Regions from separate parts of the Homo sapiens genome. Here region 1 is linked to region 2. Evidence: chromatin contacts called from ENCODE Hi-C or POLR2A ChIA-PET data. All regions are on one chromosome and are shown on one strand. Each heading gives the region's core, a stretch centred on a gene start or an enhancer-like site at or near the end of the contact. The rest is flanking DNA. Distances are from core to core; before and after follow the strand shown. Region 1 overlaps DIAPH3 (diaphanous related formin 3). Region 2 has its middle 380 kb from the start of DIAPH3-AS1.

Region 1 (4,585 bases), core at 1,191-3,690, 33 kb before region 2:
TATGAAACTTAGCTTTGAATTACTTAGCACTTTCCTTTGGCAAAAGGGTTTTCAGATTTCTTGAAGACAGCCTCAGTATCTCTAGAGACAGCATTTGGCGTCTACCACCGATTTACTCAGTAACTAAGTCTAAGCAAATGACTTAACCTCCTTTTGCTTTTACCCCTCAATCTATATGCTGAGGGTGGTAATGTTTGAAGTGCAACAAAATACAGGCTATTCATAAGATGGTATGTATGTATGTGTTTTGTGTGTGTGTGTGTGTGTGTGTATACATACATATATATATATGTGTATATATATAGTTTTAATAATTTGCCTACCAAGTTCATTATTTCTCTGAAGGAAAACCACTGACTAAAAATTCTGATTAGAAACTTTCCTTCTTGGTTTCGTTCAAGAAAGAAATTAATGTCATTAGTATTCAAACTAAAGTTTATCTTGTGTCACAGAGTATGGAAATAATTTCTTTACCCAACACATATTTATTGAGCACCTACTTTGCACCAAGGACGGTCTAGGCACTAAAGCTATAGCAATATTTAAAACAATGTCCCTACTTTCTTGGAGTGCATACATGGACACGCGCACACACGCACACACACATTTCATATTCTATACCCATATTTTGGCTAATTTAATCTCTTCTTTGCCATTAGACTTTTAACTAGAGTTGTCCAATAGCAGAATAAACTGGTTTGTTGGAGATACCATCATGATGTAGTGGTTTGCAGGAAATCAAATAAGCAAAGATAGGAACATTTTGGGGAAGGAGCAGTAAGCTGGCCAACATTCTACATTTAGCTGCAAATGCAGTTTTCAAGCATTCTTTGGGACAGAGGTGTGGGAGCTAGAAAAGAAAAGGATGTGGTCATAGGAACTGCAGGAATACCACATCTACCGTGCTCTTTCCGGCAAACACAATATGTACATTATAAGCTACAGAGCATACACTCCTTTAAGAGAAAATCACTGCTCTATTAGATTTTGATTTTTGAGTAACAGTTGCCCACCTGATATAGAAGGTGAAAGACAAAGTGTATTTATTTTCTTCCAGCAGCTAAAAGGTGATCATACTTCTAAAATTTGTTGAGATTGTCCAAGAAAGTGTGTAAAATCCTCATCCATCACTGGAAGCCTCTGGTCAGAAAATGACAGTGCAGTAAATATCTTCAGCAGCCACCTTTTAATGTACAAGCTGTTTTCAGTTGGAATTTTCAGCACTCACATAAAACACACTGTCATGAGTGACTGCTTGTGCTCCAAAGTCATTACTATTGGGACAATGGAACATCTCTCAGAGAATAACCAAAAAACTTTAAATGTCATGTCAGGTTTGTTGAAGCCATTTTCAAGCCCCATTCAAGGTTACATGAATATTGAGGGTGTCTGTTTTTTAAAAGTCATCATTACCATCACTTACCAATAAAAGAATGTATGTGTGTATGTATATATGTACATGCATGTATGTATAGATGTGTATATACTTGACAATTACATATAACATTCTGGTTTGCTAGGAAGTTTTAATTATTTGCTTGCCAAGTTCATTGTTTCTTTAAAGGAAAATAATCGACTTTTTAAATTCTTATTAGAAACTTTCCTTCTTGATTTCATTCAAAAAGGAAATTAATCTCATTATTATTCAAGCTAATGTTTAATCTTGTGTCACAGAGTGTGGAAATTATTTATTTATCCAACAAATATTTATTGAGGACCTACTTTGCACCAGGGCCATTTTAGGCCCTGAAGTTACAGCAGTATTTAAAATAATGTCCCTACTGTCTTGGAGCACACATTCTAGTAAGACAGACAATGGACAAGTGAGCAAATATATTGTGTGTCCAGCCATCATGTGCCCTGTGAAGGAAAACATGACGGGGAAGGATAGAGCAGTGCAAAGGGCAAATGCTATTTTAGATGGGTGGCTAGGGAAGGCCTCTCTTTTTAGGTGGTGTTTGAACAGAGACCTGAAAGAAATATGGGACCAGGCCCTGATAATAACCACGTGACAGGCATGTCAGGCATAAAGGAAGAAGGAAATGGGCATTAGTGCTAATGAAACGGTTGGCTGTTATATTTTAGTTTATTCTTAAACCCCTGTGTGATTATTTTAAACCTGTCTTACTCTGTTGACTGTTTCTTTGTTTAGTCTATCTAAGAAGACTACTTATTTATTGAGAATAATTATTTTAAATGTGTTTCATAACGTGCACAGTCCTTGGTTATCATGGTGATAAGTTTTATGTTTCTTTTTTCCTTACTGTAGAAAATCAGAAAGTGCAGTTGACAGAAGGGTCACGTTCACACTACAATATCAATTGCAACTCAACAAGGACTCCAGTCGCCAAGGAGCTTAATTATAATCTAGACACTCATACGTCTACTGGGAGGATCAAGGCAGCTGAGAAGAAGGAAGCGTGTAATGTAGAAAGCAACAGAAAAAAGGAAACGGAACTTCTTGGCTCTTTTTCTAAAAATGAATCAGTTCCCGAAGTTGAAGCCCTGCTGGCAAGATTACGAGCTTTATAAGTTAAACTGGTTTTTAAAAAAAATGATTAAGCCAAATATAAAGCCATGCTCTAAACTATAACACTTGAAAAAATTGCTTTTATGTAAGTGACTTTATATAGTTTTAAATTATGATATATATTAGAAAAATAAAGCTAAATATATGATTGCAATGCTTTTTCTATGTACTGGAGGTTTTGGTTTATTCAAGATTGTACCGGGCTTTAATCCTTTTTTTTTTTTTTTTGTCTCCTGGTATTCCTCAGTTCTTTATTTGGTGGTTAAATTATACATATTGCTTTAGAGAGCAGGTAGGTGGCCATGTGTTCAGCAGTGTGTCCTTAAGAAAATACCATCTTTCTAAGCCACTGGAATTTTTACTTTACTATTTTTAACATTAATGGATGTCAGGTCATCAACCTCAAGTCTTTACATATCCATGTATATTCCATATATATTGTTTATATAGGCCCAAGTTTCTCCTTAATTGGGATCTATATACTACCAGCACAACATCAAAAACATGTAATTGAATACATCAGAGCTATATATGTAAGGAAATGACTGGTGACCCCATTATCATCATTGTTGAATTCATGTTAAGTAGACCCTCTAGGGGACCATAAGGCAATTGAGCACATAACGAAAAATGATGCAATAAGAATGTATGCACTCTCTTTGCCAAATGCATGTGCTTTTGTGTAACGTGGATGTAAACAGAATTGCAGTGCTGCCGAAATTCTTGATCTTGGCTAAGAGAGTATTTTTCCCCTTGTAATTATGACTCTGAGATAAAATTGCCATTTTGAAATTTCCAAAGTAACAACTTTTTTTATTTTATGAATAAACTTGGGATTGCAATTTCTCTGATCTGACAATCAATAACTTTAACAAAGATCTAAATAAGTGTTTCAAGGAAAGTTTTCCTAAGCAAATGTAATATTACCTCATTTGGGCATCATTACTCTGTTAATTCTATATCAAAGGAAATAAACTTGCTACTTGCACTAAATGAAAAAAAATGCTTTCTTTTGTCTCTCTTTTTTTGAAAACATTCTGTGGATAAGCTGAGAATAGACTGTGCTATGCAGTCTGTCTAAGCATCTATTTTGCTTTATTACATGTAATAAGTAAGTGACTGTTCTTTTACCTTCAGTTAAAAAGCAGTTATATGGAACTAGTCGGGCAAGGTCTATTGCTTTTTATTTCCTTAAGTTGCCACCTCCTTTCAGCTCTAAGTTAATAAAGTTAATTAATTAGAACTATGAGCCAGGCCCTGTTTATAGACATTGGAGAACAGAGTATTCTCTGTAGCCAGTGTAGGAATAAATGTGAATTTGTATGTATTGCTGAAATGTGCATTTTGCCATCCAGTTGCAATTCCTGTTTTTCTGAAAACAAACCTTAAAAATCAAGAAAGGTGAAGGACATTTACATATTTAAGCTGACGGCACCCCTAACAACAAGGCAGGATTGTTTTGTTTAGGAAAGAATTTAAATGAAAGAACTCTCACTATCAGTTCTTAATGTGATTTTGCAGACTTGGGTTTTTCAGAAACAAAACTTAAATTCAACTAGATAGTTTGGGCACACCAGGAAGCAGGTAAAAACTCTGGAAACTTGGGACCGGGGAGCAGCCACGGGGGAGAAGAAGCCCGGCAAATAAAGGAAAGTGAAGATGACGGAGACTCCGAGGGGCAGAGGAAGGCAAGGAAGTCCAGAAATGGAGCAGTCAAGCCCCAGAGCGTCTGTCTGCAGGGGCTGAGGACAACTTTCAAGCAAGAGGGCCAGGAGCCCAAGGCTAGCAGAGTATCAGAAGCGTCTGGCCACCCACAGGTCAGCAGCCAGCACTCTCTCTCCCTTGATGACAGCAGCTGGCTCCAAAAAGGACCATAGCTGTGGAAAGGAAACCTCTAAATGTCTGATAAAGGTGAGTACCAACTCAAGGAACGATCATTTGGAGATACTTTTATTGGTAGATGCCCTTTCAGCAATGGGCTAGAGGTATGATTAGGGTTTTAAAATGCATGATATTTCCTTAGCCAAACCATAGCATTGACCTTTAATTTGAGGG
Region 2 (4,958 bases), core at 1,708-4,207:
ACAAACCCAGATGGTTTGTTTGACTCTAGGGTCATGTTGCATCCTCACTTAGAGTCTCACTACTTGCAGGTACCCAAAGCCCTCAAATGTCTCAAGACACCCAGAATCCCATCTTCAGTACCCTTTTCCTTTCCTTTCCCCTTATCCCTGTATGAACTCTGTCTTAGGACACCACTGCCTTGTGAGAGGCAATTGGTTAATTTTTCTAGGAATTCTTTATTCTTGGAAAGAAGTCCTCAGGAGTAATGGAAAGGGGCTAGGAGTGAGTTCCCACACCCTGACACTCTGACAAGGGGACGCCTTTTGTTGACAGGGCCCTCAGATCATTCTATAGGGCAGCTGTCTGTGTTTCAGCCACAGCTCATCTCATAGGGAAGCAAACGAAGCCCAAAGCATCCCCTCTGCGAAATTCTGTAGTATGCAAGGAGGGAAGTGTGCTGGATTTACTGGCAACCAAAGATTAATTAGGTCTGTGTGGGTAAGTGGTTGATGGGACAAGGTCAGCCTTTGCTCTGTGTCAGCTTGAAAGGGGATGTTGGGAGTGGAGTCAGGAGGCTGTGAAGGGCGGCCTCAGGGTCAGAATGACAGCAGCTCGGGGAAGGCTCTGGGCTGTGAAGTAAAACAACCACAAGTGTAAATGACCCGAGGCTCTGATGATGTGCAGCAGTGATGTGCATGCTTTTAGACTGACATTCAAATGACTGAAATATCACCCGCCTCACCAGCCTGATCTATACTAAGGGAGAGTGAACTCAGATCATCAACCGAGGGTTTAACGTTTACTAAACAGAGTGTTAAAAGGTTTCTCAGTCCCTGAGGTTTGAAGCCTTTGTGACAATGTCACAGCAAGGTGCAGTTAATGTAACGCATGGGTGGCCTGTTTAAAATATTTACCTCTAAATGAGCCTATTAAATTTCTAAAAATATTAAGTCTGTAACAGATACAACCCTTTTCCCCAAAGACAGATTCAAAGAAAAACACATCAAATGCATAAGCGGACATCACTCCTGATCCATTTGAAGCTGGGAACTGAAAAACAACCCTAGTTATTTCTTATTCCATCTGGATATCTGTGCTTAAGGAAAGATTGGAAGGAGGAAAGTAAAAGAAAAACAGGAAATCTTCAAGTACCAAAAATGTTCTGTAGAAGAGTGATCAGATTTAAGGCATGTGCTTCTGTGTGGCACAATTGGGAATGGCTGATGTTAAGAGACAAAATCCCACTGTCAGGATAACCCATTGCTCACTCTCTGAGGGGTGGGTCTTCTTGGTGCAGCCACTGATCCAGGGCAAAGCACATCTCAGAGTTTGGTTCTTCTTAGAAATGAATATAAGTTTAGGGGCCTGACTCAAGCTAACCTAACTCAACAGAAACTACATGTAAACACAGTGCTATCTTCTTACTATTCATTGAGAAATATACTTTTATTGGTGGCCAAGATACTCATAAAGCAGCGCTCTAGGAAGCCAAGTTAATAATCAGAGTTTCCTGATTTGTAGAGACATATATCGAAAGAAGGTAGAGGCTATGAGGTCTAGTTTGTCCAGGTCATGGAGTGACCTGTTAGAATTTTCTAAGCCCATCACAGGGCATACCTAGTAGTATCACAATAAAACTAATATTTATTTAGCACTCAAACATAGCAAGCAGAGAACTAAGCAGTTTACAGTCTGGCAATTATTACTCCTATTTTACAGAAGAGGACATTGTGGCTTAGAATTGATTGCTTGTTCTAGATCACATAAGCTACAGAGTGATAGATTTGAGGTTAAACCCAGGTCTGTCTGACTCCAAACCCAGACTCTTACCGGCCATTATATACTTCCTCTGTAGTCACTGGGGTGCTCAGATTCTCAGATTTACCGCCTCTTCCCTGACAGTGTTGGAAAAACTCTGCCAAATCCCTGCTTTCTGACTCCCCTTTGTTTAAGCTGCCACATTGACCATTCCTTTATGTTAACATAATTTTTCTTCTGTCTTCTCTCTTCTAATTCATTCTTTACATCTCAGCCACAGTGATCTTTCTAAAACACAAATCTGTTCCTGTCACTCCCCTGCTTAAAACCTTTAATTGGTTTCCACAGAACAAAGCACAAACCGTTTTTCTTGGATTTGGAAGTTCCTGATGATCCGCCTGCTGCCGGCCTCTCCATTCTCACCTTTCCACTCCCTTCCTCACCCCACTTTATATTCCTGCTGCATTTAACTTTTTCCGTCCTTGGAGTCTCAATCTCAAAGCCAGTTAATTTCTCTCTCTGTCTCTCACTCTGCCAACATTTCTCCATATCTTTTCATTCCCCAGTCTCTCCTTTTCACCTCACCTCCTCTCCCTCCAGTACTCATTACCCCCTCCTCTTCTACTATCATCATTCATCCATTCATTCCACATATATTTATTAAGCATCAAATGCATGTCAGGCAAAATTCTAGGCCCCAGGGATACAGTAGCAGACAAGATAGACACAGAGTTTCTGTTCTAGTGGTAGTAGACAAACAAGAATCAAATAAGCCAAAAAAGGAGGGTAAATCACAGACTTTGATAAGTGGTATGCGGAAAATTACAGTGGTAGTGACGTGAAATTGAGTGGAAGGTCAAAGAAGGTGTCTGAGGAGGTGACCCTTCTTTGTGATCCGAATGATGAGGAAACCAGCTCTGTGAAGATCAGAAGGACCAGCCTGTACAAAGGCCCAAAGTTGGGAAGAAAGTAAGTGAATGGGAGGCACAGAAAGGCCAGCGTGTCTGGATGAAGGCAACAATAGCAGGAGTTGAGCTGGGAGAGAAAAATAGGGGCTACATCACATAGGTCAGGAAGAGGAGCTTGGATTTGATCCCATATGCACGGGAAGCCGCTTGATGCTGGTAAGTGGCACACTCTGGTTTATCTTTTAAGAGAATTTCACTCCGGATGCTGAGTCAGGAAGGGATGTGTGTGTGTTGGGCTTGGACGAGAAGGACGGAAGCAGGGGGACCAGTCAGGACTTTATCCCAGCGGGCCATGTGAGAGACGATAGTGCTAGGCCAGAGAAGTGGTTGTAGAGACTGTGAAAAAAGGGAAGATTCACGGTGTGTTTTGGAGTGGGCAAAATTTCTTACTGGATTGTGTGTTTAGGGCTGAGAGGACCAGGAGTGAGGGTAAGCGGTTAAGGTTGAGGGAAGAAGAAGAATGAAAGATGACTCCTACAATTAGGTTTAGGCAATTGAATCGATGTGGTGACATTTTCACAGCTGGGAAAGACAGAGAGAAACTGGTAAATCAGTGCTATAAGTTCTGTGAGGGCAGGGAAAGGTACACATACAATATATGTGATATATGAGGGAGTGAATTCAGTTCATTATTTCCACATGTCTATTCATTGTATCTGGATTAGATAATAGCTCCAATTTAACACATGCATAATTGTTTATCAGTTATGTGTCTTAACATTTTCTCAGCCAACCTGTACAGATTATTTTTTGAGGTCAGTCATTTCTATGTCTAATGAATCTCATCTCTTGGCTTTTGATTCTAATTTTACTTTCAGCAGCTGCAGAGGTGTCAAAGGAGGGCAGAGACTGTGCTTTGCTTGTTTTATTATCAGGACCTAGTGCAGTGTCTAGCAGGTGGCAGATGTTCAGTAATAATTTATTAAATGAATAAATTGACCAATGTCTAAAAAATACTTGGAGGCAGACTTCAGCTTTATCAAACATTTTATAACAATAGGGACATCAGGGAATGCCAGTCTGTCCTCTCCCAAATCTGAGTTTTTCACAATGGAGATAGCTGGGTGAGGTGACATATGTACTATAAAGGGATATAATTCAAGGAATATGTTATTTACGACACAACAAAATGAAGTTTCAGACATTCTTGTGACTATCATCATCCGTTTTCTTATGAGAAAATCATTTGGAAACTTCTCATACTGAGGAGGCCCCTGGGAACGAAATGATATTCTGAATGTCTAGTTTAGATCTCCAAACCAATTTCAAGTCGCTCAGTTCCTTTGCTATAATGCAAAGGATCATATTATTCCCTGCCTTCTGCCCACCAACTTCATGGAGAACTTATTTGAGGACTAAGAAATGGGTGTAAAACACTTTTCTCAAGCCAGTGCTGTGTGTTACATTATACCGCCAATTTCAGCAACATCTGCATTTATTCAATAACGCTTGCCTTATAATAATACTGTGTATTTAATTGTTCTGTAATACTAGGGCTAGGTCATTTTGGGTGCAACTTCTAAGGTTGAGTAAAAACAGAAAGCAGCCTGATACTGTTTGCAAGGTTTTGGGCTCCAGAATGGATTTTGTCTCTATTCCAATAATCAGGCTTAAAGAAGGCTTTGTTATTCAACCATTTATTGAGGTTTGTTGTGGTTATAAAGTATGTGACAAAATAAACACTTTGGGATTCAGAATAAGCACTCTTCCAGGAGTGACAGAAATTTAAGTTTCTTCTGTGATTAATTATACATTTTAAATGGAAAGCAATAATGAGTAAAGATTCCAGTCTTAACAAAATTTTCCTTGGGTGCCGTGGCACCAGAATGATCTTATAGTCAGAAGATCACCTAGGTAAAGCAATCAGATTATGTCTTGTACTTTAGGTTTATTCTTCTGACCTAGAGAATGGATACTAAGACAGACTAACTAGGTAATTGAGGAATTTTTTTTTTTTTTTTGCAGAGAAGGGGAAAAAAAGGCAAGAATTAGCTTGTTTTCTCACACAGGAAAATAAAACAAACTCCTTCAATGTAGCTAAGTCTTGATTATTTTGTCTTCCAACAAACCCCAAACATAGATAAAGTGGTTCAAGTGCCAATTTGAATTTGGCAGGCAAGTTGGGCTGCAAATGATCTAATTTATCTCAATTCAAATCAGCTTAGCAAATTTGGAAGCTGCTCCATGAAAATAGGTAACATGGGAGTCACAAACACATGAATTTTAAGGTCTTTAAGCAAAAGTGACTTTCT

What was found. Hi-C counts contacts between places; a loop is a spot of excess contacts on that map. ChIA-PET counts read pairs that join two places held with the same protein, here RNA polymerase II (POLR2A).
Region 1: a map of endothelial cell of umbilical vein shows a loop between it and region 2 (2.0-fold over the local background). The contact joins two enhancer-like sites. A Hi-C loop is called at or near these places in 2 of 168 maps with a recorded cell type or tissue (endothelial cell of umbilical vein and gastrocnemius medialis). POLR2A ChIA-PET finds 5 or more read pairs at or near these places in 3 of 52 experiments (AG04449, BJ and PC-3).

Annotation. Positions count from the first base shown.
Region 1 is chr13:59,664,531-59,669,115 of GRCh38, reverse strand. DIAPH3 (diaphanous related formin 3) reads left to right here. Exons shown (of 28, transcript NM_001042517.2): 28 at 2,270-3,533. The coding sequence ends at 2,532. Among named protein-coding and RNA genes, the nearest start is that of DIAPH3-AS1, 350 kb to the left of the region's middle. Within about 2 kb of position 2,440, at least 2 of the 41 ENCODE cell types and tissues checked have a DNase peak (open chromatin) inside an H3K27ac peak, as active enhancers do; they include endothelial cell of umbilical vein, where a contact is called at or near this core.
Region 2 is chr13:59,631,363-59,636,320 of GRCh38, reverse strand. No RefSeq gene overlaps it. Among named protein-coding and RNA genes, the nearest start is that of DIAPH3-AS1, 380 kb to the left of the region's middle. Within about 2 kb of position 2,957, at least 3 of the 41 ENCODE cell types and tissues checked have a DNase peak (open chromatin) inside an H3K27ac peak, as active enhancers do; they include endothelial cell of umbilical vein, where a contact is called at or near this core.